4 separate regions of the Mus musculus genome follow, and all the other regions are linked to region 2. Evidence: chromatin loops called from intact Hi-C (ENCODE). Cell type or tissue: gastrocnemius. All regions are shown on one strand. Region 1 overlaps Acvr1 (activin A receptor, type 1). Region 2 has its middle 19 kb from the start of Gm46743. Region 3 has its middle 74 kb from the start of Upp2. Region 4 has its middle 55 kb from the start of Upp2.

Evidence for each region. A loop is a pair of places that touch in the nucleus more often than their neighbours do. Peaks named below come from ENCODE experiments on the same cell type or tissue, not always from the same donor. Only the 100,000 strongest peaks of a DNase experiment are listed, where the experiment ranks them.
Region 1: a loop joins it to region 2, with 3 times the contacts of the local background. A loop is called at or near these places in 5 of 42 quality-filtered maps.
Region 3: a loop joins it to region 2, with 8 times the contacts of the local background. A loop is called at or near these places in 17 of 42 quality-filtered maps.
Region 4: it touches region 2 in a loop (5-fold over the local background); 29 of 42 quality-filtered maps call a loop at or near these places.

What each region holds. Positions count from the first base shown.
Region 1 is chr2:58,474,147-58,482,146 of GRCm38, reverse strand. It overlaps Acvr1 (activin A receptor, type 1), which reads left to right. Exons shown (of 12, transcript NM_007394.3): 5 at 2,219-2,482; 6 at 4,331-4,542; 7 at 7,875-7,974. Among named protein-coding and RNA genes, the nearest start is that of Acvr1, 89 kb to the left of the region's middle. In gastrocnemius, a CTCF peak has its summit at 4,983 (motif pointing left); DNase peaks (open chromatin) are centred at 2,444 and 4,982; H3K27ac peaks cover 384 bases.
Region 2 is chr2:59,435,810-59,443,809 of GRCm38, reverse strand. No RefSeq gene overlaps it. Among named protein-coding and RNA genes, the nearest start is that of Gm46743, 19 kb to the right of the region's middle. In gastrocnemius, CTCF peaks have their summits at 3,180 (motif pointing left) and 5,220 (motif pointing right); DNase peaks (open chromatin) are centred at 3,155, 5,237, 5,659 and 5,931; H3K4me3 peaks cover 1,630 bases; H3K27ac peaks cover 3,643 bases.
Region 3 is chr2:58,676,810-58,684,809 of GRCm38, reverse strand. It overlaps a transcript of Upp2 not described here. Among named protein-coding and RNA genes, the nearest start is that of Upp2, 74 kb to the left of the region's middle. In gastrocnemius, a CTCF peak has its summit at 3,821 (motif pointing left); a DNase peak (open chromatin) is centred at 3,818.
Region 4 is chr2:58,696,089-58,704,088 of GRCm38, reverse strand. It overlaps a transcript of Upp2 not described here. Among named protein-coding and RNA genes, the nearest start is that of Upp2, 55 kb to the left of the region's middle. In gastrocnemius, a CTCF peak has its summit at 3,976 (motif pointing left); a DNase peak (open chromatin) is centred at 3,967; H3K4me3 peaks cover 537 bases; H3K27ac peaks cover 1,369 bases.

The DNA of each region.
Region 1 (8,000 bases), 960 kb after region 2:
AGTATATTAGGTATGTTTTTGGAAACGTGTGATTAAAAACCATTTACAGTGAAAGTGTTTGTGTTTTAAATTTGCACCAGTTGCCTTATTTCAGTCTTTAAAATACAGTCATCACATTCTTTTTCAGGTCACACACAAATCAATGTGATGCCTTTAACTTCCTCCACAACTCCCCTCCCCTATCCAGTTCCTTCAAAGAATGGTCACATGTTGGGCAGCATGGTTGACAGGTCTTGGCCCAGCTTCATCCCGTTCAAGAGTGGCAAGCATGTGTAGCTCCCTAGAAATATTACCTTTCAACTCTCTTTTGATAAGTGTAAACTTCTTGCTAGATTGTGTCAAATAAAGATGATCTCTTTGCTCATTAAAGGTTTTTCACTCATTAAACATGTCGGAAAGCTCTGGATTCTGAGGGTTAGGCTGGTGACGTACTTAGCACCGGCAGTGGCTATTTTAGATTTTCTGCTTTCAGGCATGTCTTTGCTCTGGGATGAGCCCCTTGTGGTTTTCAAAAGAACTCACAAGTCAATTATAAACAGAAGGACGTGTCTGTGTGCCTGCGTGTACTTACGCTGTGGGATGTAGCACCCACACGACAGCGGGCAGGGAACTATATTTCCACTTCTTTGAAGAGGGAAGAAGAAAGATTAGCAACAGTTTTCTTTTCTTTTTGAGATAACCCACATCTCTGTACACACCCACATAAATCTGTGTAAGTGAACTTGACATTTTTACTTTAAGGTCTTCTCTTAAAAGCACCACTACCTGATTTCCTTCTCTCCTCTTTCTTTCTCGCTTCCCCTTCCCCTTCCCCTTCCCCTTCCCCTTCCCCTTCCCCTTCCCCTTCCCCTTCCCCTTCCCCTTCCCCTTCCCCTTCCCTTCTTTTCTTTCTTTTTCTCTATCTGTGTCTTTGTGTCTCTATCTTTGTCTCTGTTTGTCTCTCTGTCTCTGTCTCTGTCCTGGCTGTCTGTCTGTCTCTCTCAAAAGACAATTATCTCACTCTCTGTGCCACAGACCTTGGACAAGCTCTGGGGGCTGAATTTCCTTGAGTAGGGCTTTGCTGACCGTGGCCTTGGCTAAGGAACAGCCTTAAGGACTGGCCTCTGTGCACACTCTGTCTTCCCTTCCCTTCCCTGCTGACTAAAAGTGTTGGAAGTAGCAAGTCTGAACCAGTCATCCCGATGAGGGAGGAGGGACGAGATGTGAAAGCGGAACTGCAAATGAGTGTTTTCAGAAGGCAGTTGGGAGGGCGAGGGGGTGATGGTGCAGCCTCTGCTGTGACTCAGCTTCTTGACATCGCCAGGGACTACCTGGTCCCTGGTGCTACCTGCTACCTAATTGTTACATACAGCTTTCTTCCCTTTGTTTGGGCCCTTGGACTGAGTGTTTAAAGCCAGTTTCCCCCCATGTTCTTTACCAGTTGACAATTCCTCTTTTTTTTTTTTTTTTTTTTCTTTTGTTTTTCAAGACAGGGTTTCTCTGTGTAACCTTAGCTGTCCTGGAACTCACTCTGTAGACCAGGCTGGCCTCGAACTCACAGAGATCCGCTGCCTCTGCGTCCCGAGTTCTGGGATTGAAGGCGTGCATCACCTCTCCTGGTTATCAGTAGATGATTCTTAAGAGCTATTTGTTAGAATTTTAACCAGTGCACAAACACAAGTGTTCTCATCACAGGTGGTGGTCTAGTGTCTAGCTGAACATGACAGTAACTCTGGTTTGTAGCTACAAACTCTCGTACAAGTGTGTTCTGAAGCAGTTAAGTTCTGAAACATCATTTGCTTACAAGTACAGAGCTAGCAGGAACTGGTGCTAACTGTTGCCAAGTATTTATTTAGGAGCCCCCCCCCCCCTACACTTTTTGTATAAAATAACTTTGCCAGGCATTATGTTGCCATCAAATATTTAGTTTAGATTCAGGAATTATGGATATGGGAGAGGGACTCCATGTCAGGAGTCTGGGCATCACAATGCCACTCTCTGTGCTAGCATAATCCTCGGGAGGATGGATGGATGCACAACGTAAGGCAGATACATTCATAGACTGAGATGGAGCTATTGTTTGAGTGACAATCTGGAGTGTAGACGCTGGTCAGAGTCGATGGTTCTGTGATTGGGTTTGGGGTGATCTTAGGGAAACCTGTTTGGATTTTTTTTTAACTCTGAAAGGGGCGAAGCTCATAGAACTGAATTGTTTCTCCTCCTCACCTCTCCTTTGCAGATGAGAAGCCCAAGGTCAACCAGAAACTTTACATGTGTGTGTGTGAGGGCCTCTCCTGCGGGAACGAGGACCACTGTGAAGGCCAGCAGTGTTTTTCTTCTCTGAGCATCAACGATGGCTTCCACGTCTACCAGAAGGGCTGCTTTCAGGTTTATGAGCAGGGGAAGATGACGTGTAAGACCCCGCCGTCACCTGGCCAGGCTGTGGAGTGCTGCCAAGGGGACTGGTGTAACAGGAACATCACGGCCCAGCTGCCCACTAAAGGTTCCCATGGCTCCTTCTATTACTAGATCAAGGGGTTTTGTGAGGGTTGCCCCAAGTCTGTGTGGGTTAAGGATCTGCGTAGCCAGAAGCATTCTTCCGACTTGCTGAGCCAGAGCTGCTGGGCCATGGAAGGTCACTCTGGGTGAGGAAGACAAAGGCATGGCCTTTGGGATTGAAAAGGAGAGTGATGTTTTGGGGAAAGTGAGTGATGTGACATGCATCCAGAGGAAGGGTGAAGGGGACGGATTCGCTGACTGCAGGTCATCACAAATGGGTGTATGGGGCATGTGTGTTTCGAGAGAAGTAGGAACACTAGCTTGGTGTCTGTGTGAAGTGCCTTTCCCTTGTTAAGAAGAAGATGAAGGAAGCCTTGCCCACCCTTCCAAATCAGATCCCTAGCCTTCTGAAACAGAAGTCAGATGAGGGTGTGTATGAGCCCTGAAGTTATGCCATTTCCCCTCATGTATTTCTTATGGATTCTGAACCCTTTGGAAGTCGGTCTTCCTCTGAAACTCTTTTTCTCATATGGTGAACTCTCATTGTCTTATCTCACATTACTGTCAATATTAATATAGGCTCACCCCAAGCCAAATTTATTCTTGTAATGTACAGTACCTCTTAATAGGTTTAATTATATGATTTTGTCCTTGTGGAAGAGGGAAAGCACAAATAGGATAAGAGAGGACACACACAGCCTTCATTGCTAGGACTGTCACAAGGCAGGAAGGAGGCAAGAGGCTGGAAACCAAAAGACCAATAGGTCACATGGCAGTTTTGAAGTTACTATGACCCCCTTTGGGTAGATAGAACAGGCTACATTGGGATATAAAAATAGGATCAAACACAAGGGTTTGAAAAAGGATTGGCTATTTGAGTAATTAACTCACAGGTCATTTCCTTATGCTCACTGAGTTAATCCTTTGCTAAAAGAAGGGATGGACAGGAAGAAACATCTGTATTCACACAAAAACCTTGCCAGCAGTGTGAAGATCCTCACGAACACATTATGCTGCACACTACGCAACACCTTTACTTATGTGTTGACTTGGTTGTGTTTGTGTGTGCGAAAGCGCAGGCACACATGGCCCTGCATTTGCACATGTGTGTTGAGCATGTCAGAGGACAACTTGTAGGAATTGGTTCTCTTATTGTGTGGGTTCCAGGGATCAAACTCAGGCTGTCAGGCTTTGCAGCAACTCCTGAGACCCTCTGAGCCCTTTCACTCTCCCAACACCCAGTGTTTTCACAGAAGACATTTCCTGGAAGGAATGTCCTATTTGAGAGGCCACAATATCTGTCACTTATTAAATCACTTTTACGAATAATTATACAGATGGTATGCACTATAGAGCACCGGCCTGATTCTCAGGACTTGGGGAGTTAAAGAAACAATATAAAGGAACCTTTAAGTAGAGAGTGGATGGCTGCAGGGAACTCTGAGACAGGTCAAGCTTAGGGAGGAGATCAGCGCTTTCTCACTGGGATATTACAGTATAGAGGCTGTTCATCAGGGCTCGTTGAAAAGCATCTTTGCATCTGAAGTCCACGTTCATAAGCGTTAACATCAAGGATTATGTGTCTCTTATATTTAAGAAGCTCTTAAGCATTCATGCATTAAAATACAGTTGATTCTTGGTGGAATCCTTTCTAAACCCCAGTTCTATTTAATTGATCACTTAAATGAGTGTCTGGGCCATTGTCTAAATGTTAGGAAGTATTTTAGTTGTGAATTGTTTTGATACGTGAGATGGTTTGGTCGGGATCAGGAGCCATTACCTAAGATATTGGTAAATAACAAAGAAAACTGTGGTCTCCACGCCTACTTACTCTTTTCTTCCCATTCTCCAGGGAAGTCCTTCCCCGGAACACAGAATTTCCACCTGGAAGTTGGCCTTATCATCCTCTCGGTGGTGTTTGCAGTATGTCTTTTAGCTTGCATCCTTGGAGTTGCTCTCAGGAAGTTTAAGAGACGCAATCAAGAGCGCCTGAACCCCAGAGACGTGGAGTATGGTACCATTGAAGGGCTCATCACCACCAATGTGGGAGACAGCACTCTAGCGGTGAGTTTGTGACCCCAGAGGGAGGCCTACGAATAACGAGATGGAGGTGGACACTTTCTTGTTTTGAATGTGCAAAGCCAACAATGACTATGCAGACATGTATGGTGACTAGTCACTGGGCTAAAAGCCAAGGACATCCGTTTCAGACAGGCACTTAAGGGATGGGGCTAGGAGATTTTAGTAGATCCTTGGTGGTGACTTTTCTTTGGAGAATGTGAGGAAAAGGGACAAAGAATAGTTGGTGGACCAGAGATTCAAAGAACTTGACGTGGTGGTCTTCAGTTACTCTATTTGTAACAACAAACATTTTTTTTAAAGGAAGCATCTTTTCATTATTATTAAGAAATCCTTTTCCCTTTAGATTATGTGCATCCGCCATAATTTAGAGACTTGACATCTCCAGAAGTAGCCATTAAGATTTTGATGCTCCAGTACTGCCCCCTTGTGGCGAGTAGTCGGCTGGTTGAACCAGGGTCCTCTAGTACAACTGGGCATAGCACATACAGAGTTTAAAATGCTTGAGTAGCCAGCTTAACAAGTAAATAGGGGGAAAAGCAAACCGTTTATACCTTTTATCATTTCAACATACAATAAAATTGTTGATATATTTGATAAGTTTTCAAAGTCAGTTACCTGGTGCTAGGAACCCCCCCCCCCCCCCCCCGAGTTTACTTCCTCAGCATAGAAGATGCTATTATTTATACATTTGGAAATTTCTTCCTGGCCCGTGAGGCGGCTCCGAGGGTAAAGATGCTCACTGCTGAGCCTAATGACCTAAATTTAATCCCCAGGACTGATAGGGTAGGAGGAGAAAACCAACTCCCACAAGCTGTCCTCTGACTTCCAAATATGTACCGTGGCAAGGCTTTCCCCCTACCCCCAACAAATAAGCAAACAAATATGTGCAATAAAAATTTAAAATTACTCCTGCATTTTAAAGCTATAGCACGATACTGTAAGTGTTCCTTTAGTTACTCTTCTAAACTTTTAGTTAACTCGGGGAAGTAGGTCACTCACCATAAGCAGCCTACTATAGAGTGCAGAAGAATAAAGTAACAGCCTTCTCCATGGATACTACATGGTTTCTCTGCAAAAGACAAAGCTCTGTGGGTGTTAGGTGCGAACAACACAACCAAATCAGCTCTTTCCTTGTCACAATCTAGCTAGTCGCAAGTCAATCAAGTTATCTTTGTAATGTGATTCAGAGCTGTTTAATGCTTTGCTCCCTCCTCATCCCAGATCGTCATGCCCGCAGGCTGGCTTCACTACCTGACAAGTCCGTAAGTGCCTGGGAATTCTGTAGCTAGGCTTCCTCTACAACTGCCTTTTGTTGCTTTTCTGGAAAAGATGTACGCTAAGCAGTGGTCATCTTTGGCTCACATGCTAGACCTGGGCAGCCATAGGTACCCCCTGTAGTCAGGTGTCAGTACGTTAATAATGCTGGATCCAGGCTGGGAACTGTCTTGCCCTGATTCCTGTCCCATCAGGGTTCTGTTTGAATGAAAGAGGAACAAGTTAGCCTGTGTACATCGTTTTGCATACCAATTTGAGTTGTGATGTGGTGGAACTGGGAGAAAGGGTGTACCTTGTTTCCATGAAATGTTTGTCCAGAAGTCTGGTTTAAGGTGTAGGGGAAAGGAGGTGGGGTTTATGAGATTTTTGTAGCAGAAAGACATGACGATGATTCCCGACAGGCAAAGCAAGATGCTAATGTAGATTAGTCAGAACTGTGTTTCTCCGAGCTGCTAGCATGTCTAATTACCAAGGGCAGTAATTGGAATATCTAGTGTAAATTACTGTTTGAATAGCTTTTAGGATTTTGAAATGGGAATGAAAGCCTGCGCCATAACAGTCTTCTCAACACAGCCCAGCCACGCAGCTGACAGAGTGTCACCATATAATGACACAGTAAGGAATAACGAGATGTCCTTATTTGCTTATTTAAACAATATGTTCATTTATGTGAGCTGACAAAGAGTAACCTTGCTGAAGCTCGCCCACGGCTGGGCCTTCAGAACTTGAGGTAGGTAGGTCTTTATTAGTCTTTGCTTGATTGCCTGATGCCCCATCTCCCAAATCTGCACACTTAATTAGAACCAAAACTATGCCTCATGGAAAAGCAACAGCTCAATGTGCAGAGGGTTTTTTTTTTTTTTTTCCCTCAAAAATAATTGAACGAATAGAGTCACCAAGCAGGGCAAGAGGGAATTGTTGGGGAGACACGAAGCCTATTTCATCACATTTTTTTTCTTCTTGATTATCCTTTTGTGACTTTTAGGGGTTCTGAATTTCTTATGTTGAGTGTTTAGCTTTTGGTAATCTTACTGATCCACAGTATCTCACGGTCTTGCTCCACAGAAAGGAGAGAAGATGAAATTCACAGAAATCTATGTGTTGCTTTAATGGGCCAGTTTATGTGTTGGGAAAGGAAGAACTTTGGGCTGGGTTAATCTTTCCACCATCACCATGGCTATAAGGCTGTCTGTGCCTTAGAGATAGTCCAGGCCGGGTCCTGCCGCTGGGCCTTTGCTGAGAGTGTGAAAGAAAACTTCATGAATGAACTAACTGGCAGCCTTTTGCCAGTATGCTCATTTGGGAAATCAATGTGCGACTCTGGTGTTATGTTTTAAGTGAAATATATATATATTTTTTTTCCTGTTTCCTTTCTAATTTGCAGTTCATATGGAAAAATGATAAGTAGGTGTTAATTTAGTGACCTGCTTGTTCATATATTACCTGAAAAAAATGAGAATCTTCATCCACAGAAACACCCACGCACACACCTATAAGTACCAATTTAATGACCCACATATTATTAGAATCTTTTCATTACAGATATTACACTTGGCTCTTCATAGTCCTAATTTGCTTGCTTCCAATTAGACACCTTTAGTTTGTAAGGCAACCGAAGTAGATCACTTGATAGACATTTAGTGGACATAGCAGAATAGATAATAGTAGACAATGCCCAGCTCTTGGTGCTCAAGTATCCCCCACCCCCATTCTTCCTACTGACTCCTCACGCACAGCCCCGTAGCCTTTCTAATGTGCGCGTTAGCTTAGCTCTGTTTCCTTCCTTGCATATTTGATTAGAAAACTCTATAGAGCTTAAGAAAGAATGACTTATCCATCAGGAAAACCTGCTGTAGGTTTCGCTTCTAAGTTTCCCAAGACATATAACTAGTCCTTTCAAAGGAGATTTTCAGGCATTTGAATGGGTCACATGTCCAGAGTTGCTGGAAATCCTGTGGGTTCCCACAGCATGTATTGCAGGACGCTGAAGCGGGCACTGTTGCTCAGTGATTTCTTTTTCTCCTTGTTTTACATCACAGGAACTACTAGATCACTCGTGTACATCAGGAAGTGGCTCCGGTCTTCCTTTCCTGGTACAGAGAACGGTGGCTCGCCAGATAACCCTGTTGGAGTGTGTCGGTAATTCTATGTTTCCCTTCCTTTTG
Region 2 (8,000 bases):
TGCTCAAATGTTAATTCATGTAACCAATAAGTACTAGGCTGAAACTATAGCCACACAAACAAAGCATAGTCCTTGCTCTGGTCTGATGGCAGAGACACCAGTTAAAGACCAGGGCGATGGAGATGGAGAGGACCTGGCGTGCTCAGGGAAACTTTGAGCCCTAAAGCTCTCTCTGTTCCTGCTGGGAGATAAAGTACGATAGTGGGATGACTAAGGATGAGCCTGCAAGGTCACTGGAGCCAGGTGTCAGGATTGGGAGGCCAAATTGAAAGTGACGGGTTTTAGACGGCGTGATGAAACTTGCATCGTACAATTTATTAACGGCAAGGGATTAGAGCAGGAACAGGTGACCCACGGGAGAGGTGCTGAAGAGATCCAGGGTTAGTATAGGGAGAGTAAGGAGCATGTTTAATAATTTAGGGATCCCTAGGGAGAATGGGGGGTCTTGCCTTATGTTTGTTAGGGTAGAATGAATAGACATGGAATATCACTTAGAATGGGGTTGTCTCCCTGCCCCCCTCCCATTACGTGCCAGGTAAGAGCAATTTCTGAAGCTTTTTCCTGTAGATGCTATCTCTATCCTTCCCACATGTGTGCACGCGCGCGTGCGCACACACACACACACACACACAAACAAACAGTGCATCCTTGAGGAAACAGGACTGCCATTAACCTCTTCTTTGTTGGTAATCCACAAGCTTCATCCGCTCAGTAGCCCTTATTTGCCTCCTTCTGTGAAGAGAAAACCTCAGACAATGCATGATGAGCCTTGCCATCCAAGCTGCATGTGTGTACACAGCAGGCAGCTCTCTCCTGCTAACTTGTGTCCTGAAATCTACCCTCACATTCTCCTATCGAGCACTCATCCCACCCTTCCTTAGTCACGTGACATCACCTCTCAGGCTAGCCCCAAGTCTCCGGCCTTGTTGTGAACAGACATAGCCTGGGTTGGCCTCGTGGTTTCCAGTCCTTCTGTCAGACAACAGCAGCCTGAGAGCTCTAGACTGCCCCACAGTCTCTCATGCAAGCTTGGAACGGAGCGGCTCTGAAGCTGGGACCCGCAAAGTCTCGTTACTGAAATCTCTAACAGAAATTTAGCATCACCCTCAGTTGTGAATGTAGGCAAGGGTTGTAGGCTTTGCCAACCAGAGCCCAAAGTTCAAGCTAGAGCCCAGGCCTCTGCTCCAGCTCGGGCTCCCAAAGGTGCCCAGCCCCCTGTGAAGGCCCCGTAGAAAAGGCTTCTACTGCCAATGTGAAGACAGATGAATTGCTGGGACACACCTACCCACACACTATTTGCAGATGACCAGTGTCTTATTCTGTTTTTACAAATAAACTTGAGGCAAGATTAAAAAACAAACAAACAAAACTATATAGGATTTGGGTGGTTCCTCTGTTGGGGAGTTCCTGTCCTTAGTGTAAATGCTTAGAATTGTCTTTTACAGGATACGTCCTTAATGAAAATAAATTCACTATCCATTTGCCATTCTTTGAAAAAAAAAAAAAGATGTTTGCTGCTTTTGTTCACGAGACAGACAAGTATAGGGAATAGCTTAGCAACCTGGGACTCCGCTTGTTTTGGGCCATGCACACATCCTTGTTGGGACTCTGTTGTCCTCTGTTGGGACTCTGCTTGTCTGGACCATACACACATCCTTCTAATAATGCTCTTGGCAGCCTGAGATGCTTACATATAAGTACAATACACACATCTCTCCCTGATCAGCACGCCTAGCAACCTTTTAGCACATAGGAGCCCCACTTGCATCAAACTGTCACCTGCTTTAAACAACAGAAATAAATTACCCCGCATAGAAGCCTCTTGTAATGCCCTATTTCTATTCAAACATGTCCTGGAACATGCCCTGAAACCAAGAGAGACCGTCTGATCTGGCCTGAACTGGTTTTGAGTGCTCCGAGGCCAACTCTGTCCTCAAAGCAAACTCTCTGGGAGAGTCTCCTGCTTCCCACCCTGTGCCTGTGCATAATTGGACATTCGTAGGGCTGCCATCAGATTCATTATGGGAAAGGACATGCATGGTAAGCAGAGACTTACATAACTCAAATTTGTTACTCAAAACAGAACTGCCCAAGCTACGCCACTTTGCAACCTAGCTCCACCTTCTGTCAAACCGCATTAGAAGAATCCCCACATGGTAGTCAGGGCCCTTGAGTGCCCTCACTCAGGTGGCCCACTGTCACTCTGATTTAAACTGTCACTTTGCTTTAAATAAAATTTCCCTGTTAGATCTGTGTTTATGGAAAAAATGCTTTGAATAAGACACCAAGCATCTGGAAATGACCAGCTCAGTCAGTGACTCTGGCCACCAGTCCTCTGTCCCTACATGTCCCATTCCCCTAGAACACCAGATAACTCGGGGCATCTCGCCCCCACCCCCCACTCACACACTGTTGGCTTCCTACTGCTTCTTTATTGTACACCGTGTTTGTTGTCTCAAATGTCTCCCTTCTAGGGTGTTTGTCAAGACCCCAATGTCCTGATCCCAGACACCTGTTGTCTAACTCATCACTCAACAATGTTTATTGAAAAGAAATTTTATTGGGATAAAATTCACATAGCATAAAGTTTATCATTGTAAAGCAAGGAATCCCATGGCTTATACACAATGCTATCATCTCTACCTAGTTCCCAGGATTTCCACATCCCCAAATAAAGCTTATGCTCACTAAACAATTAGTCCCTAGCCAAAGTCATCAGTCTATAGTGCATCTATATAACTTATATATTCTATTTCAGGTGTATTAGATTATACGATAAAAGCTTCGTCTTCATCATCTTTCACTTTGCATGGTATTTTCTAGTTTTACCCATGTATTGTGTATAGTTCAGAGCTACAGTTCTTTTCTGAGTGAGTAATATTCCGACAAGTGTCTATCTTATCATTTGTTTATCTCTTCAACTGGTGACAAGCATTTGTGCTGTTTCCATTTCTTGGCTCTTGTAAATAGTTCTATGATTGTGCATCATTCCAGGCATTTTTTTCCCCTGAGCACCCGTTTTCACTCCTTTTGGATTCTCCATCTACTTTTGTTTTGCTGCTACAGCGGGCCACTCCAAGCTGTGTCGAGTGAGGGCACAGGTGTAGACCCAGCACTGACCTTAGGTACTGTAGTGGGAATGACTAACCAGGAGGGCGCAATGGCTCCCCCTTGTGGTGAGCAGAAACAAGCCCACACGTCCCTACCTTTCCTGGTAGTGCTAATACAACTATTTGTTGAGTTTATAGTGATGAATCAAAGACAAAGAAGATGCCAGGTGGGTAGAAATGCTGAGTTCTCTGATCAAAAGAAGTGATATAGATCTATGTCTTCCTTTTATTGAAGAAACAAGGCAAAGGACTCCAAATTCTCTCTGCTCTGCTTGGAGAAAAAGAAGTAAGACTGATAGAAACGGCATTTGGTATTAACTGAATGGCTCATCATATGAAAAACATAGGACTTCTGCGGAAACTGTGCCTTTGGTGTGCTGTGCTGTAGGCTAGAGAGTGGCTACTTGTACCCTGCAGGGCTGTGTCTCTTCTCCTCTGTTGCCACTTGCTGTAAAACGGAATAAGCACACAGATCCTGATTCCTAACTGCTGGTGCCCCATTCACAACAGATGCCAGGAAGGTTCCGTACCCAGCGCAGTGAAGACAAAGAAAACCTCACCTGGCTCTCAGCATGCTCGCCCATCAGACTGCGCATGCTCTGAAGCTGCAGCCCTGCAATACCATTGAAGAAAAGAAATCTCATCGGCAGGGACTATAACGTTTGTTCCCAGGCACACATGAAAAATACACGGAATAGCTTCACTGTGCTCGTTATTTGGACTTTATTTGGACAACTGGGTCCGATCCTCAGACAAAGAGTTAAGTATTTTTTCAGATGTGTTGGCAGCTTTAGGGCTCTGGTTCTGGCATTAGTTGAAAGGCTGTAGATTAGGTCAGAGAGGAGCATTTGACAGCAGCTTCTGTCAACTCAGGCTATTTCACCATAAGAGAGAGAGAGAGAGAGAGAGAGAGAGAGAGAGAGAGAGAGAGAGAGAGAAGAGAAGAGAAGGATGTAGTCTGTGATGAGGGACCAGGGCGTGAAGCCCAGGTCAGCTGCTCACCTCATTGACCAGGAACATACCAGCTTCCAGTTGTTCATCTGGGCTCTGGCTTTTCTTTTCCTCCTTTGCCTCTGTGGGCAGAAGAAATACAAACAAACCCTTTTTCTGATCTAGTTTCTTATCGAGTCTGCACCCCAGGAATGCCAACAGCTCATTACATTCTTTTAAGATCACAGATCTGTCCTTGGACCCTAAGTTCCTCACGTCCGAGTTGGCATGGGCCATCACCAAGGTTTCTTATGTTTTGTTATTATGTGAGCTGGCATTCGGGCAGGGGTTACTACAAAGTCTGGTTGTTGTTTCTAAACACCATGGTCTAAACATGCGCTCCTCTCAGGTCTTTTATTTCCTGTACAAGCAACCCTTCTCCCTAAGCTGCACCCACAGGCCCCACGAATTGATTTCCACCTTGAGGGTGTCTATAACTTTGGCATAAGTTTGTTTTAAATAGGTCTGACTCAGTTAATGGCCAGGGGCGCTGCCCATCACTTCTATGGGTTCCTAGGCCCCTCCTTGACCCCTAGGCTGCTCCAGGAAGTATTTTTCAGGCCAGGCGTCTCTCCTCGTGTGCTTTAGACTATTTTCAGTCCTGCATCAATGGGGAAACAGCTTCTTCCACCGTCCTGAATAGTCTCACCAAGCAACCCCACCCAACAGTCCTGGGCACTGCAGACTAATCAGGGCGGGCAGCTCACGTTTGGAGAACCTGCAGCCCTCCTCTATCTGCCTTTCTTGTACTTTCTTTCATCCTTTCCCAGTTCTCAGGAAGCAATAAAAACAAACACTTCCTCTGATGTAGTTTCATATCAAATCTTTCCCCACCCACAACAGCCTTCCCTTCCTGGGAGGAGTCCCAGGGCGTAGGTTTTCTCCTGCTCAGTACTCTCTGGGTTTGGAATGCCACCCAAGTGCTAAGTTCAGGGCGACTTTGATCTAACCTGCTAGGGTTTGTGAAAAGCTCGGATGTCTATTTTTACTCTCGTGACCTATATTTGGTTTTTAACGAATGGTGGCTTCCCACCATGACGACTTATTACGGGTTCTCTTTTTGTCACACACTCTTTCTGCCTTCTCCGTCCTGGCTGTTTTCGGGTTGGAACTTCCTGCAGATGACCACTAGAGGGCAGATGATTTCCAGTTTACAAGATACCTTCCACAGCCAGTTTTCTGGAGCTTTGCTGACTACCAGGGCCGGTTTTTTTTTTTTTTTTTTTTTTTTTGTTTATTTGTTTGTTTTCCTTCAGAAGCGAGAGCAAAACACTTGAAGTTCTTTGGGTGCAGCTAAGACGTTTTCTACAGCGTTCATCTATGAAGTCCTGGCTGTGAGCAGCAGACATTCTGGCCAGTAGAGAGAAAACCGTGGTTTCTCTGTGTTCCTACCCAGGGGAAGAAAGCTGTGCCAGAGTGGTGTTCTTTCTAGGTTTGCTAAAAAGCATATACGTGTACCCTGCGTGTATCTACTCGGGTCTCACAGTAAGATGGCAATGCTTCCTGAGGCCTCTCCCACTATACCCAGGCTTCCTGCCAACATAGTACGCTCACGTGGTCAACCTGGATGTGTGCCAAGGCAAAGTTGATGAGCCATGAGGGAGGTAGAGAGATGGAGTGGCATGGGAATATATCTTCGTTGAAGTTCCTTGGAGCACTGTGGGGACTCTGATCTCAGACATGGGGAAGCGTGGGTGCTATTTCCTAGTCAGAAGACACGGGTAGCTATGACGCTGAAGAATTAAGTAGACTAGAAACAAATGGATATAGGCCCATCAGCCCAAGGTCAAAATTAGGAGGCTGACTTTTAAGGTAGCAGGTCGAAAGGTCAACGGGAGGTCAAGGGTACATCTCAGCAGGGGGGTGTTGCCTACACTCTGGGAGGCTCTCAGTTCCATCCCCAACACTGGAAAGAAAGAAAAAATGAAGTCAGTAGGAAGTAGAAAAAGAAACTTCAAAGGAGAACCTTCTGCTATGGATAAAAAGTCTGAACTGAGATGCTAAAGATAGTAAATTGATAGATAGCGCGGCAGTTAAATGTGACTCAGCTCTGGCCTTCCTAATCCTGCGGCCTTGGATAGGAGGCAGGGTCTTCTCTGGGGTCCAGTTTTCTCGGCTCTAATGGTGCAGCTTCCAGGTCCGAGGCTATTGGAAAGATTTCACACGATGACACACATTAAAGGGGGCCGTTTCCCTTTCTTCATTTGCTCATTCAAAAGACATATTTCCTAATGCCTGTATTGGTTAGATATGTGTAACTTCAATATTGGTTAGATATGTGTACCTTCAAGAGACAGAAAACATGATGTAACCAAACAATATTGAAAAGGATATTGACTCTGAGAGAGATATTATCACTATGAGGTAACAACACCACCATGACACAGGTAGGATCGTGAATGTCACCTCTCTCCAGGAGTCGGGGGGGGGGGGGGGCGGTGCTAGGAATGAGTGGTGCGGTCTTGGTGAGGTCACCAGGGACTTAAGCGCTCTCCATACCTTGGCTCTCTCATCCTCATCAGGTTGACGTTTATTCCTACACCCCTGGTACTATGGCCACTTGGGCCACGTGCGTACTCCCAAGTTTCCAGCAACTCTAGACTTTTTATGTCCTAGAGTCGCGGCAGTAGATCTTCAACATGGCCAATATCAGTGCCTTGGAAAGTAAATATCCCTGGGGTAAGAAGTTTCCTGGAAAGCCTCAGGCACGGCTCTGACCTCAGAGGAGCGGGAGGCATAGAGTAGGTGCTATATATTCTAGGGATTTGATACAATTGATGATTCACTGTAAGACATCTGCCCTGTAATCTTTTGGAGTTCTTGATACCAGAGAGAAACCGGGGCTCAGTTAGGTTAACTAAATAAGGGATGGCTTTTGAGCAGGCAATATGAGTGTTTTCCAGGCACTGTAGTTGCTGTGGACACACGGTAGTATACAGGTCCGGAGTGCTGGAGAATGGGAGGTTCTAGACAGGCAAATGCGCATGAACCATATAGCAACATTACATCCTGCAGGCAGAGCTGAAACACAGTAGCTCCTAATCGGAGGTTAGGGCAGACTCACGGGAGAGGTGCTGTTTAGATGAGATCTGACAGATCACTGGGTAGAAACAGCACAGCAGTACAAAGCCTGGTATAACATTCCTGGGTAGCTAAAAGTGGACAATGGGCAACAAGCCTGGAACAGAGTGCTTTGCACGGTCAGTAGGCTCCAGCTATGATGGTTTCAGCAACTGCACTGGAGTCCTATTGGGCCAGCAGCAGGTCTGGTTTCTTTAAGATATGGCAAATAAAGTCAACATTGTAGCTTTTATGTCAACGTGACAGAAGCTGGAGTCATCTGAGAGGAGGGAGCCTCCTTTGAGAAAATGCCTCTATACGTTTAGGCTGTAGGCAAGCCTTTAGGGCATTTTGTTAATTAGTATTGATGTGGAAGGGTCCAGCTCGGTGGTGTTATTCCCTGGGCTGGTGGTCCTAGGTGTTATAAAAAAAAAAAAAAAAGCAGGCTGAGCAAGCCATCGGGAGCAAGCCAGTAAGCAGCATTCCTTCATGGCCCCTGCATCAGCTCCTGCCTCCAGGTTCCTGCCCTGACTTCCTTCAGGCGGTGAACTAAACTATGGAAAATAAACCCCTGCCTCAGCAAACTGATTTTGGTCGTGGCATTGAATCCCAGCCATAGTAACCATAACTAGAAGCGGTGACAGGTAAACAGCATCTCAAAATATGACAAAAATTTCAAATTCTACGAGTCAATGACTGTATTGAAGGCACCGTTTGCATAGCTTCACGTAGGCACTACTGTGACTGCTCATGGTCTGCCAAGGCTGGCCCTGTCATTAGTCTCCTTTTGCTCATGAAGACCCAAAAGTGCATGTGCAAGACTGCTATAGGTTGAACTCT
Region 3 (8,000 bases), 760 kb after region 2:
AATAACTTGATGGGAAATATTTGTCCTTTTGTTCCTTCTTGCAGATGAAGATCTGTTGTGGGTAGTTTTAAAAGCTACTGCCTTTGTCAGTGATTGTTAGAGCTATTAGCCCCCCCCCCTCCCTTTTGTTTCTACCTTTGCTGGGGGTGGGAGGGTGGTCATGCTACCAGCTCCCACCTGGCTTCCCTAAATCCACGATAAAAGACACACACAGCTTGTTACTTTACAATTTGCCTTCTCTGCACAATTTTTGGATGCAGATATCTCCTGCCTGGAAAAGTGTGACCTTACTAATTTATTATCTCCATTTCTCCACCTGCCCTAAACTTAGTGGCTGGTCCCACCTAGCCCCTGCCAAACACCCTTGGCCACCTGCCTGTAGCGGAGGTCACCACCCCAGCTTTCCCTGAGAGAGATCTCACATGGTTGCTGAGTTCTTTTTGCTCCAAAGCATGGCAGAAAGCTCCTCTGTCCATCCTCATGTCTTCCTCCCCCTCTCCCTGCCCCAGGACCCTGAAGTCCCACCTGTACTTTACATCCAGCAATTGCCCCCCCCCCCGGCCTTCTTTACTGACAAACCAAGAACCAATTGGGGAACAAGACCTTTGCATAAGAACCTCCCCTTACAAGGACCCAATGCTCATATTCTCTGGAGGACACAGAATTCAGTCACTGAAACTAGGCCTTTCCTGGACAACTAAACACACTGATATACACAGCTTGAACTTCTGAGTCTCAAAAAATAGAAGAACCAAATTCCTCCTCTTTGTAAATGACCAGCCTTCAGTATTTTATTGTAGTAACATAGATGGACTAAAATTCCTGAATATGAATGACTCCCCATCAATAGATACAAAGGAAAGTTTGGATCAACTTAGCAATATAAGCTGTAAGAAGTGTGGAAAGTATATGCTCATAATATTTAATTTATTAATTGATATTTAAATAATGCATTACATAACAATGTTTTCTAGAATAATTTTGTTTTTTTCTCTAAACACTAAGTAGGCTTGGCTGGCCTCAGACTCCCAGATCTGCCTGCCTTTGCCTTATGAATGCCCTAATGTGCCTCCATACCCAGAATGCGTTTGTTTGACTCTTAATGTCACTGTCTCTTTATCACAGTGGCTATGCTATGAGCACAATATGTCAGAAACATAGAAAGACATGTTTGTGTCTGTCCATGATGTCACAATTTATTGAATAATAATAAATTCACACAGCTTAAAGGTTTCAATGACTAATTTGTCATAAGTGCTGGCACTGTGTCAGAGGTAAATACATGTTCTTTATTCCAATCTAAATTACTAATATTAACTTTCATATTACAGAGAACATACACATATAACACACACACATGCATGTGCATACGCACGTATGTATGTATCTATGTATGTATATGCATATGTATGGTTTTGAGAATGAATATAAGTTAAAGAGGTCACTGCAGGGTTCAATCAGTTTCAAGATACTGAGGCAGAAAAGTACCAAAAGAGACCTGCTGGTAGACCTGTTAGTAGAGATACTGGAGTCAGGTTTGAGAGCCAAGCTGCAAAATTTGTCTACAAGGTGAAAGGCCAAACCCAGTCTAGAGCAGGAGATGGTGGGTCAAGTCCAAGTCCAGATGCATGACAGGGCAGATACCAAGCAGCTGAGTAAGCTATGTCAACAGGAGGGGACTGAGCTGAACCAGGCAATCAAGTTGATACATCCTGTTGGGATAGGGCCCTGCCATGGCAGTATTAGGTGTCTGTCACCTTCTGGGATCTAGGAGAGGGAGTCACATCTGTCCCCATTTTGGTGTGTCTATTAAATTCTCAGGTCTGGTTTTCCTAATAAAATTCTAAAATGCCCATGTGCCTGTAGGGCTTCATGTCTGCCTCGCTGCTGCTGGGGTGCCAGAGTACATCCAGCAAGTCTCTCAAGGGAGGCAAAACACAGTCCGTTGAAGGTGAGCCTGAGAGATGGTTCAGTGGTAGAGAGCACTGGCTGCCTTTCTGGAGGACTTGGGTTTCATTCCCAGCACCCACGTGGGGGCTCACACCAGTTACAATGGATCCCGTGACCACTATGGATAGTGCATACCCATAGCACACATATATACATCAGGCGCAACACCCACACACAGAAAATAAAGAAATATTAAAATCAAACAACCAAGATTCTGAAAATGACATTACCAGTCCACACAGCTTCTGCTTCAAAGGAAACATGACTGTAAAATAATTCACTGCTGCTCTAAAGTCTAAATACAAGAAAATTAATTGTGTTTGATCTTAGAATGGCAAACTTAGTTTAAATTAAGTATGCAATCTAATGTTACTAAACATTAGTTATTAGTTGTTTTAGGCTTGGACTCCTTTAAGGCAGCATCTCCTCAGATGTCTCCTGACAGGATTTCTGGCTACAGAAAAGGGAGTTTCCTGGGGGTAGGGGGTGGGGGTGGAGATGAGAATACACATTCATGCAAAGAAATGAAAATAACCATAACTGTAGTGGTTTGAATAAGAATGACCACCCCCCCCCCCATATACTCATGTATTTGAATGCTTGTCCGATAGGGAGTGGCACTATTAGAAGGTGTGGTCTTGTTGAAGGAAGTGTGTCACTGTGGAGGTGGACTTTGAGGTCTCAGATGCTTAAGCCCAGGCTCAGTGACACGCAGCACACTACCTTCAGATCAAGATATAGAGCTTTCAGCTCCTTCTCCAGTCCCATGTCTGCCTGCTGAGCTGGGAAGGGTGATTCAGCAGATTCAAGCCAGTGAGACACATTCACGAAGACAAGGCTTCTGCCTCGTGTGTGTGTGTGTGTGTGTGTGAGAGAGAGAGAGAGAGAGAGAGAGAGAGAGAGAGAGAGAGAGAGAGAGAGAGAGATGGTTTTAATTAAGAAGTCATTCAATCATCAATCAACCTCTTGCTTTTCGGTGACCCCGATGTATTTTACATTAAGCATGCTCAGCAGTGACAGGGCAGCTGGGAGGAGGCGAAGCCTCTGTGTGTCCTATGAAGCTCCCATCCCTGGTGCTGTGGATACAGCAATGGACAACTGTTTGCTCATGGACTTCCCACTGAGTCCCTGCTCCTCACCATCTCCACCAATCATGTAACATCACAGAGAAGGTCCTCACAGGCTAGGGCCTAGAGACATAGCCTGCTGCATAAGGAGCCCCAGCCTTGTTTGGTGCAAGGTGATTCATCACATTAGCATCCTAACAGTGCCTCGTTCCCATCTCCCAGGGGAAGGAAGACATTAGAGTCCTAGCATGTCAGGGGTTTGGGCCCTGAACAGTTGCCCCCTGGACCCTGGAAGAGTCCGAGCTGAAGAAGTCATTCTCAAAGCCCACTCAGAGATGCCCTGAGGACCCTCTGGTCACTGAGAGCTTCGTCCCCTCTTTTTCTTCTTCACTTCCTAGCCCTGACTACAGGCCAAAAGAAAAGGAAGTTTTACCAAATGTTACTGCTTTATGGTTTAACGACCAGACTGCACCTGCTGGTCCTCCAAAAAAGTCAAACTTGAGGGATGCTTTTAAGAAGCTTTCTTTGAGTGACATCTTTCATCTTACAGAGACCTTTTTTCAATTTTTTTTTTTTTTATCTTTTCTCTGAATCTGCCGTGGATGTCCTACTAGATCTCTCCATCTAGACGATGACATTTGATGGAAATTTAAGTTTGAAGCTCCTCCCAGTCGATAATTTTCTTTCCCATCCTTTTAAAATTAATACATACCTTTAAAAGTAATGACATTTATATTGAGGAGCTAAACTGATGGTTAGCTGCATGGCTCTTCAATTTTATGCAGAAGGCTGCCACCTCGTGGCTGCTGTGAAAACTGCTACTAAGACAACCCTTCCCACCTATTGGATTTGGGACTCCAGCCTATTAAATTAATAAATTCCAATAACATCTTATTTTGCAAATGTATTTTATATCCCCTCTTCCCCGTCCATAGGTAAACGTATATAAATTTCCTCGAGTTTCAGAAAAGAGACCCTATTCCATGTGGGCCTGGTAGTTAGTCACAACTAAGAGCTCAGATGACTTTTCCTCATTCCTATAATTTCCCCCTATATTTTAAAACATAAACTCCACAGATTGGCTCTATCAGAATTCCTGGGGGAAGATACTAAAGTTGGAGATTTCTATGATTCTCTCCAAGACATGAGAAATGGACTCCCTGAAGAGAGGCCCTAAGGTTGGCATTTTAAACAACCTCTCAGGTGATTAACCACTCACGTTAGCATTCCGACAGTGCTGTGTTCCTGTCTACCAGAGGAAGACCTTAGAGTCCTAACATTGAAGTTCAGTGGGTTGGACAGTGAGCAGTTGCCCCCTGGACCCTGGAAAGGAGAGGGTCCGAACTGGAGAAAGCATTCTCAAAGGCTACTGCAAACCCAGACATTTGCTGCTTCAACAAGGGGACACCATGACAGACCATGGTGACCCACCGCCTCTGGCCTAACCCTCTAAACAATAAGTCATCCTCTACCAAGAGAATGGCCACCAGTGAGGGACATCTTGTCTTACACAGGAAGCAGAAGGCAAGCAGAGCCAGAAGAACAGGCAACTCCCTCTTCCCATCCAGGCCACCTCCCACCTCCTATCCGATTATGGGATGGGGGCAGGGCAGCTTCCAGCCTGCCTCCCTGCTGACCTGCTCTGTGAGTTTGCCCGGTACATCTTCCGGAAGGGGCCGAATGCGGGTGTGCTCAGAACGTCAGCGAAACTCGGTGATTCGCATTTAGCTTTTCCCCAGGTCTAAAGTTCTGTCATTTCAATGTGAGCTTTAGCTAGAGAAAAGGTCGTGACCTCACAAATCCTGTGTTCTAAACTTTGCGGTTTGTCAGTAATTCTTGGATGTCACAATAAGAAATGGGATCCTTTGCCATATTTGGGCGAAATAAAACCCCTTAGGTTGAAGGGCCTCCATTCCCCCATAGTCCCTCGACCTCTCCCCACCATCTCCATCCAACTTCACTGTTCTCCAAAGACTCTAGCTCACTGGTTATCACAGACTCCGCCCCTATCCTAAGCAGGCCCTGGCTTCTAGACCTTTTCCTATTCAAGTACCCATTCTGAATAGTACCTAGGTGGTTATGAGAGAGGGTCTAGACTGAGTCTTTACCCAGAACATTCTTCTTGCTCCGCTGATCCAAAGTGTGGCTCCTCTGTGATTCCATCAGGTCTTAACAAGCGACATTGGTATTATCTTGTTTTGTCTGTGTGGCCTTAGATACAACACCTGTGTCTGCCACCTAATGAATATTTAGGACATGGCTCCTTGACTGAATGACACTGGCATGAGCAATGAAATAACCTGACTTTTCCAGACCAGGACTTTAGTAAAAGCAAGTACCATGTCATAAAACACTTGTATATAAAGCTGTAATACAAAATATATTTCAGTTATGCACATACACACACACATACACACACACACACACACACACACACACACACACACACACACACACCATGCACACACTCACACACAGTTCTTTACCCTACATAGTAAGCTAGCCATTTTGAAGTCACTCATCTAAGAAAAGCTATCCCTGGATACTTCACTGATTCCATTCAAAGCATTAACTATCATTATGGTATGGCTTCCATTTATTATTGGAATGTGGAGAACAGACCATTTGTCAGCAGATAGCGTGGCGTTTTCTTGAGATCAGTATGTTTTCTAGTTATTTGAAATGCTAACTGTTGGAGCTTGTCTGCTTTAATTATGTTTAAAACAGGCAAACCTCCTTCACAGAAATTTAGAACTTAGGAAATGTTTACTCACGGTGGTCCTTGACTGTATGGTCATCCTTTCTTTTTTCTTTTATTCACTTTACATCCTGATCACTGCCCCTCCCACAATCCTTCTCCCATTCCCATCCCCTCCTCCCCTTCTCCTCTGAGTGAGTGCTGCCCACCCTGGGCATGCCCCCACCCTGGCACATCAAATCTCTTTGGGGTTAGGCACTTCCTCTCCCACTGAGTCCAGGCAAGGCAGCCCAGCTAGAAGGACATATCCCAGGTACAGGCAACAGCTTTTGGGATAGCCTCCTGCTCCAGTTGTTCAGGACCCACATCAAGACCAAGCTGCCCATCTGTTACACAATTGGGGGGGGGACCAGCCCAATACCTACATCCTTTTACATCTTTCCTTCTCTCTCTAAGAGGCTGAAGAAGCCATTGTGTAAGAGTTAGAGAGAAACGTATGATGAAAGCAAACTGAAATGCTGGAATTTCTAAAGTCAAAACTTAACAAATGTATTAAAACTTCTCTGTGGAAATCACAGGCACAGTGGGAAGATAATCCTTCAACACAAAAAGAAAGACACCAGGACTCCAAGCACAGAGGACACGTGGGACAGAGTGTCTTTTTTGTCCTTTGTCTTTCTCCTCCTCTGCTCGAATGAGAGCCAGGCATTAGACTCCCTGGCTTAGCCATGGCAGTAGTCCCAGTCTGTCTGTCTGCCTGTCTCCTCTTTGACAAGGATCCTCTGCGGTGTGTAATCCTGGATTCCAATGTTAGACCTGCAGTCAAATCCAGCCAACAGCTACTCAGAATGGATCAGTATTTACCATAAATGATGTTGATACTTAAAAATTAGGAAACTTATTCTTACACGCGTTCTCACGACCGGCCAGGAAGAACACAACAAACCAGAATCTTCTGCGGCAAAACTTTATTGTTTACATCTTCAGGAGCAAGAGTGCAAGAGCTTTATTGCTTACATCTTTAGGAGCCAGAGCGCCAGAGCGCCAGAGCGCCAGAGCGCAGAGCAAGAGCTCTATTGTTTACATCTTTATGAGCAAGAGAGCAAGCCCCAAGCCCCCTGCTTACATCTTTAGGAGCCAGAGCGCCAGCGCGCCAGAGCGCCAGAGTGCAGAGCAAGAGCTCTATTGTTTACATCTTTAGGAGCAAGAGAGCAAACCCCCAAAGCCCCAAGCCCAAAAAACGAAAGCGAAACCCCGTCCCTCTTAAGGGGAGTTATCCTTCGCCTAGGACGTATCACTCCCTGATTGGCTGCAGCCCGTGGCCGAGTTGTAGTCACGGGGAAGGCAGAGTACATGGGGTGGAGAACTACCTTTGGCACATGCGCAGATTATTTGTTTACCACTTAGAACACAGCTGTCAGCGCCATCTTGTAACGGCGAATGTGGGGGCAGCTTCCCACAGTTCCCCCTTTTCTATTAATAAGAGCAATAGGCCACCCATATTAATGAGAGTGGAGATAGAGGTCAAATCCCCAGTGTGCAGGTAAAGGAGCCATACACATAACCTCCTTCCAGGCTCATCACCTAGAGGGGTCCTGGTCTGGTCCCGTGTTGTTTTTCCTGGAGGAAGGACACTTGGACACTCAACCTTCTTGAAAGATGACATGTCTCCCTAGAATAGGCTCATATATGCCGCAGAGCCCTTCTACTGCAGTGCTTAGCCGTGCAACTCTCTCGGGCTGCTGAAGCACACTCACTCTATCCCGTGCAATGAGACTAGCCTCGTGGTGTGCAAGAGCTGAGTGGCCAGCGACCTATTGCTTAAGCATAGATAACCATAAATCAGGGGAAGCACCATGTTCTAGTCCTGCAAGCGCCTGGGCAATAACCACCTTGTCTCTCCTAGTTTGGGCCTTAAGCTTACAAACCAACCAGAGAAGCAACACTAATCCACAGCAAAGTGTATCTCCAAATAATATCAATCCCACCCATTCTTTAAAGAAGGAAAATGCTGAGGAGATCCAATTGGGTAATCCTTTGGTTAGGGACAGGTCCAAGCACGTGGAGTTGACCTGAAGTCTCAATTCCCGAGGGATCTGTTCAAATTCAGCCGTCCAATTCTGTAACATATACTGAGAAAGACTTTTTGACAAATTAGCTGCCCTAGTAAATTTCTCATACTGAATGGAAGTAACACACAATCCCGGAAACTTTTGTTCACATCCCAGCTGAGCTATTTGCCATAATACATCTAGTTGTACCTGGACAAGATCTATGAGTTGATT
Region 4 (8,000 bases), 740 kb after region 2:
ATGAGAAAAGGCTGGAATTGCCGCACTGGTCCCAGGCTGACTGACCTTGGACTGACCTCAGACCAGCATCTCTCAAAGTTTTAAAGGTGCCATAATTACACTGGAATCTGGCTTAGAACTTTAAGTTCTCATGCATGGATTTGTAGTGGGATCTGAGAGTCAACCTTTCCTAAAAGACAGGAGCAGGCATCCGAACTGTTAGTCCGTGCGCTCGGAATAGCAAGAGTCTCAGCCTGTGCCTCGCTTGGTTTGCCAAGTCTTCTACTCAGTTTTCAAGAAGAGCCATTACAGTTCCAGTCAGGAGGGAGTTTGGAAACGTCTTGCCATTTGAATAGCAAGCCCTAGCTGTGTGACCTCTGGGGGAAGGAAGTTCCTTTCAAAACTGGTTCTGAGGACCAAATGAAATCATGTTTACATTGGGTGCTGTATTCATCATTTGCTCCATCAACACTAAGTACAATCGTCTGGCTTCCTATTTTCCTTTTACAAGTATGAAGTCACTATGAGGTGAAGAATCCAACTCAGTGTGGCACAGTTTGGCTACAGCCCATGCTCAACCAGAAACCTGATCTCCTGAGAACCTGTAGGCCACTTAGTTCCTTACATCAGAGCCCATTACCAACTGGGAAGCTGACCCCGGCAACCGCCCAGCCTCCACCCCTGACCTAGCCTCTGAAACTCACAGGACACCGGTAGCGTACACCGTCCACCCAAATATTTTTGCTACAGTTGGTTCTGACAGGTCAAGCCTTCTTCCACTAATTATGAAGATTGCCCAGATAATTGATATAATTGGAGACACAGAGTATCTGAGTGAAACCAGCCAGAATGGATTAGATCTCCCCGGTACAGCATGAGATTCTTGCAGTTCTCAAGGGAAAAACATTTCCTCCCCCTGTGGAAAATTGTGGATAGCCCAGTGGAACCTTTGATTTGGTTCATGAATAACACTAGGAATGATGACCTAGTCCCTAAGGACAAAACTCCAGTCAAAATGTTGGACATACACAGCCATCCCTCCTTTTCTGTCATATTTTATAGAAACCCTCAATAGAGTTTTTAATGTCCACATTTGACTGTGATGTCTTTTGAGAAGTCAAAAAGCAGATCAAATTTAAAAAAAAAAATGCTTTCCCGAGGTGCTTTGCAAACGGGCATTAGCCACAGGCTGTTCCAGCTCAAGGGTGAAAGAGAAGAGCCAAGCCCCTTCCCTTCTCTGCAGAATGAAATGACTTCTTTCTACAGCAGGCTGAGATATGAATAACTGAACTGGAAAAAAATATTAGTTGCCTGTCTACTGCTACTGCATAACACAAAATATATATCCTTCCAACATCTGCCCTGTGAAAACCTACACAAACACTAGCCATGGCTGGCAGAGCATCTCTGCGTTGGTACAGATGGTCCTTACTGGTACAATCAGAGTGGGGCTGTCCATATAGCCCGTTAAATTGCTAGCATTAGTATGCACTCATTCTAAAGACACAATCCCCTCATCCTTTTAGTACAAGTGGGATATTTCTTACGTTTCTGCACATACTGTAGCCATTTTGACAATCTGGCGGGTAAAAGGGCCCAGGAAGTGGAGCTGACTAAGAACAGCACATAAAGCTGGTGGGGTTGATGTAAATGAGAAGTTCTATATTCTGGACAGCTTCAAAGTTGGGAGTCTAAAGATAAGACGGGTCTGTAGACTGGAGGTGGAACACAAAGTATTTTCCTCTTAAGTGGCTGTTGAACTGAGGCAGAGAAGGGTCAAAGCAAGAGCATGTTTATCCATGTGTGGGTGTGTCCTCCGATGCTTTGGCTTCATGTGGACCTTTCAGCCCTGTGAACTTGCAGTCCCAAATCACAGCCAATAACACCTAAGATGTTACTGGAACATGATCTCGGTGCACTCAACATGTGTTGGGATCAGGTATTCTCTTGTCCTTTGTTATATATTCAGTTATATCCCCCAATTCTTCATCCAGAATATGACCTTGTTTGGAAACAGAGCCACCACATGGTAGCTACCCATCATATGGGTGGTCAACAGCCAACACACAGTCATACTGAAGTATGATGTTCTCTGCTTCTAATACGATGGAAATCCTTATTGAAATGATGGGTATATTAAGAGTGATGCACAAACACAGAAACCACCACTTAAAAACAGGGGTAGAGTCTGAAATAATAAAACCATAAGCCAAGGGATTGCTGGTTATCACAGGAGCTAGGAGAGAAATGAGGAACCATGCTCGCTTGAGAGGAACCTACTTTCTGACTGTCTGGACTCCTCATTTTGATAACGGTGAGGGCACAAACTTCCGGGTTTGGATGCTACCCTGTCTGTGGTAATTTTTTTTTTTACAATATCCCTAGAGATACTATATCTGCTTTATAAGGACCAACACATTTCTATTCTTTATGTCAGTTTGAAGCTTTCAGATATAAGAATGTATACAGAATGCAAGAAAATAAATGAGCTTGAAAATGGAAAATATTTTCAGCCTCATGTAGACTTTAGACAGAGCCAATATTTTGCTGGAAATGTGCCACCGTTTTTAAAGAACATACAGAAGACCTTGGGGTCTCCTTGACTGCCTATCTGGTACCTGTCAAGCATCAAGCAAAAAAATGAGAAATTCTGCCTGCACCCCCTTAAACTATTCACTATTCTTTCATTCATTCAATGAATATTTATCTTCTGCCCAGGGACAGGACACTGGCATGTTGAGGACTTAAAAATAACTGGCCTTATCTTCCTTTTCCCTTCCACAAGCATTTATATTCACAGTATCAGTGTCAAAAATCTATAGTTGATTGATTTTGAAGTTGTGTGTTTCTCTGTGCCTTCCCTACACCCGCTTATGAACAGAAAAGCTGGGAACACTTCTGCTCAGCCTTTACATATAATAGTACCTTGGCAATAGTTTATGTTGGAACATAGCTTTTACCTGCATGATATATTTCAACAACTGCTTTTAGTGTCAAATAAGAACACCTTGAGGTACACCGATCTCATTCCTGGAGTGCTAAATGGTGGGGTTGAAATTTTTGGCATATATCATCAGTAGATGGATCAGTTATACTACTCTGGTTATAAGACACCCATAATACCCCTACTTTTGCCCAGGTAGCCTCTAATGGGCCAGCCAGATCATAGTCTGGGCCCACTGATGTCTGAAGGATGACCTTATGAGCTTATGAACTGGGGAAGAGTCCTTTGATTGGAACCAGCACAACAGAGAAGGCTTGGATGCTGGTCAACAACTAAAAACCAGACCGACATCAAGGTCTTGACCTCCCTAAACACAGGTCTTTAGTTTTATTATATCTCTATGTGCTGCCTCTGTAAATAGCAGTCTTCTGATAAATGTTGATCAGACAGAGATATCACTAGGCAAACAGCCTTTCTCCATATCTTCCCATCACGTGTTCCTGATCACCCACCGATACAGGGCCAGAAATGCGGGGGCGGGGGAGGGAGTGCTGTGAAAGCCCTGGTGACCCCAGGCTTCCAGTGTGCACAATGTTAACTGGTGCAGGACTGCCTCTGTGCAGAATGGAGTTTCCCAGGAGGAACAGAACGGTGCAGGGCTCTCTCCAGTGACTGCAGTTTGAGATGTCCACTAGGCGGAGAGAAAAATCCTAAAACTGGTTTAAACAAGCTTTTCCTTAGAGAAAGGTCGAACTGGACAGCCCCCTGTGGCACAGGAACATACACAGGCCACCATCAGGTGCCCCCAATTCTCATCCGTCACTGTGAACTTTTCAACTGAGTTTAGAAGCACTAGGCTCGTGATACATCACAGTTATCTCTAGGAAGAAGAGGACTTTCAGTTCAGCTTCCAAATCTCTTCTTTGGGAGCCTTGCCACTCAAGGCTGCTCCAGACTCTCAGGCCCTGAGGTTGTTTACACAACGATGGTTTGGGAAGTATACACAGGCTCTTGCATCCAGGCTTCTTTGAATGTGCTGACCCCTGCTGGACACTTTTCGTCTCTCTTGTAACCAGTTGAGCTGAATGAAGCCAGACTGTCTCTTGAGGTTGATGGAGGGACTGCCTGCCCATCACACAGGCCTCTTCTCCAGGGAGAACAGACTTGCATTCCCGTCCAAGTTCAAAGGCAAAGTCCCTCAATGTGCAGGCATGAGCGCCAGGCAGAGCAGTTCTGTGCTAAAGACTGGAATCGGAGACCTTGCTCAAGCTCCTGCATTGCTATGTATTTTTTTCCTACCTTCACAAAGGCACAATGTGAGTCTAGACTTGAAAAGCATCCATTTCAACATTTTAAGCTTATCCCGGTCGTGGGTCCCCTGGGCCAGGAACTGCTGCATGACAGGGTCTCTGTTGGCTTGGGGCAAATCCTGGAGGAAGGAAGGGCAGCCCTTGTAGTCTCTGCCTTTTCTACTTAAATCACTGGCTACCCTTGGCTGCCTTCTGCCGCTTCTCCTCCTGCTTTGAGGTCAGTGCACTGCTATTAACAGGTTGGGATAAAGCAAGAGATAGAATTGATTGGATCCTGGAGAAACCGAATTTTGAAAGAGAGCCTCGGGGTGAGATTTATGCTAACATCCGGTGAATTCACCCTAGTAGTGTCATTTTAATCCCTTGAACAGGCTCATGAAGAAGCTACTTCAGAAAGGGCGCTTCTACATCCTCTTAGAGGGTACTATATATACAGGGAAGCTGTCTGTTTTTGTATGGAGCAAGTCTACTATTGCTGCCAACTTGACCAAGAAATTAATTGACCATTGTGGGGAACATCTGCCAGACAGCCCATACCCAGATTTCTCTCTTCCTTGCCCTCTTGCTATGTGACCATTGGACTGCTTATTGGAGAAGATCCAGATACTGAATCTATAGTTCAGCATACCTAATGTCTATACCAACCCATCCCACTGGGAGTCACATCGAAGAGCTGTGTCTCATCCCAACTACCTTCCGAACAGAGAGCCTCACTAAGGTCAGGAGAAAGGTGGGTGCTCTGGGGGGAGCAACTGCAGAGGCCAGAACAGACTTGTTCTCACTGTGGCCAAGGATGAGAACAGAAGGCCTAGTTGGAATGGATAGCTATACTCCTCCATACAGGTGAGGCCACCTTCGATGGTGATCACCTTCATTTCAAGTGAGAAAAACCAGTCTCAACCCGCCCCCACCACCACCACCATCCCTGGGTCCTCTTCCCTTCTCCACAGTGCTTCAGGCCCGACTTTATGGAGAGCCCTGAAGTTTAAGTTCTAATCACCAGATGTTGCCTCCCCGTGCTGCCATAAATGACCTCTGGCTTGCTGGAGGCAATTACGCAGCATGTTTCATGGGCTTAGGAATGAGAGGCTGATGCTGGAAAACACCGAAAAGAACGTGCTGTTTCTCTTAGAAGCCTGCTAGGACAGGAGCTTGAAGTGATAAGAAAGGTCAGGAAACCGCTACGTTATATTTACCCCCTGCTCTGACTCGGGGCCTCTCCATGGCTCTTCATAAAGCAATGTGTGGTGTCTGTCCGATATAAAGGGCACTGCTATCAGTAACTCAAAACTGGATGAGAATTTTCTCCACCAACCTAGCCTTCAAGGATTCTCGAATCCTGCCTTCAAGTGGATCCGTAAGCCACTTCTACATAAAGCCCCGTCTCTCCTCGGCATGCGCACCATAGCATAGCCCCATCTGCAGCCCGTGAGTTGCGCAGTCTGTCATGCTTAGCCTCATCCTTGCATGGCTCCTACCATGTTCTGCCTGCTAAGAAAACCTCCCTCCTCCCTCAGGGACTGCTCTCAGTACCTCCCCTGTTCTGTTCTGTGCCATGTAGTTCCTTAAACTGTTGTGCATACACACACACACACACACACACACACACACACACACACATATATATATATGTATATATATATATGTATATATATATATACATATATATACATACATATATATATATATACATATATATATGGGTTTTTTTTAATCCTCTCCTTGAAAGGAAGCATTTTCACCAACCACGGAACTCTAAGTTTAAGGAAGTCAATATGGGGCAAATGATACAGCTTAGTGATGGAGCACTTGCCAGACTGCTCAAGGCTCTCGGCTTGATTCCCCACTACTGTGAAATTTACAGTAAGAACAGAGTCAGGCAGATGGCTCCGCGGGGGAAGGCACCTACCATCAAGCCACACTACCTGAGGTTCATTGCTGGGGCCTACACGGTGGAAGGAGAGAACCTACTCTAACCTCCACACACAACTATCACACTTGGGCACATGTGTGTACACACACACACACACAAATACAAATGAAGACAAAATGATCCAATTTTATGCCTCTTATCTTCCAGGGAAAGGCAGCCAAAGGTCAGTGCGTTGTCAGGTGCCTATTAGTGTCAAAGCCACAGCTGTGTAAGCTGGCAGGGACTCCCAGATGAGCTTCCTGGGTGTCGTTCACTCAGACCTCCCACAAACGTCCCCATGACGTCATCCCCGACAACTCCAGGACTGGATACCTCTGTATTTCGTTTGTTCCTTTCTCTCTTCTCAGCCAAATAAGCAGCTTCTAGCTCTTAAGTTTTAAATTACCATTGCCTTCCCCAAGCCAGCGATGCTGTTCGCCTGTCCCTCTATTTCATAGTTTCCACATGGGCACTTTGTCAGAAGTGCTTACCTGGGCACCATATGGCTTCCACTATCATTCTTAGGAAGTGCTGGAAGAGCCAGGCATGGTGGCACACACCTTTAGCTCCAGCACTTGAGAGACAGAAGCAGAGGCAGGTGGGTCTCTGTGAGTTGGAAGCCACCAGCCTGGTCTATGTAGAGAGTTTCAGAACTGCACACACAATGAACTGCAAGCTTGTGTGCTGGAAGGTGGCACCTTCAGCTGGTGTAGCTGGGATTTGAGCAACGTCTACAAATAAAAGCCACTGTAGATGATCACTCAGGTTTAAAATGGTACCCACCAGGAAGATCATAAGCCAAACTGAAGGACTAAGGGTGTTGAAGCCACCACCTTGAATCAGCACTGCGTGCCTCTGCTGGACCTCCTTTGGAAAGAGCTCACTCAGCCAAGGCACCCCAGCCACCCTGGCTGCCTCCCACATCTCTGGCCTGCTCCTAGGGCCTCATCATCTCTGAGGTTTTTGGTCTATGTCTTAATGGACAAACTAAGAGTACAGAGTCCTCATGGTGAAGAGGAAGGCTACCAAGAAGAGATGTCTCCTCCCTGTACCCCTCCACATGTCTTGAAATGCCTAGCACTGGAGCCCAGTCTCCTTCAATTTCTGAAGCTTTTTCTGTGGCCCAGTGGTTCTCAACCTTCCTAATGCTGTGACCCTTTAGTATACTTCCTCGTGTTGTGTGATTCCCCAACCATAAAATGGTTTTCATTGCTACTTCGTAACTATAACTTTGCTACTGTTATGCATCATAATGTAAATATCCGATATGTAACCTTCACAGGGGTCAAGACCCACAGGTTGAGAAGCTCTGCTGTAGCCGAATGAGCTGATGCCTCTCCCTGACCCTTAGTAGACTTCTAGCTCCCAAATCTATAAACCTATTGTCTACAGCTAAGGCCAGGAGATGGCCTGGTTTCCCTTGTAAGTCTAAGAAAGTGGGATCCCCATCTCTCCAGACTACACCGGCCTTGTGTTTCCTTTTACTTGTGAGTAAAATAACACTTTTCTGTATTATTTATTTCATTATAAGAGTTTACTATTCCTTTATTGATAGAAGACAGTCATCTTTGCAAGGAGACTTAGTAAACTCCTTCAGAAGGCTGGAGGCCTCCTGTAAAGGTTCGGGGCAGTTAGCACACAGGTACTGTTATCCACCTTGGGAGTGGCGGAGTCCCTGAGAGGCCAGCACAGCCTTCTGTCCAGATTGCTGATGTTTATAAAAAATGTTTTAGTACGTACTTTGCCCTGGCTGGTCTATTGTCAATTTGAGACAAGTTAGAGTCATTTGGGAAGAAGAACTCTCAGTTGAGAAAATGCTTCATGAGATTGCCTGTAAGCAAGTCTGTAATGCATT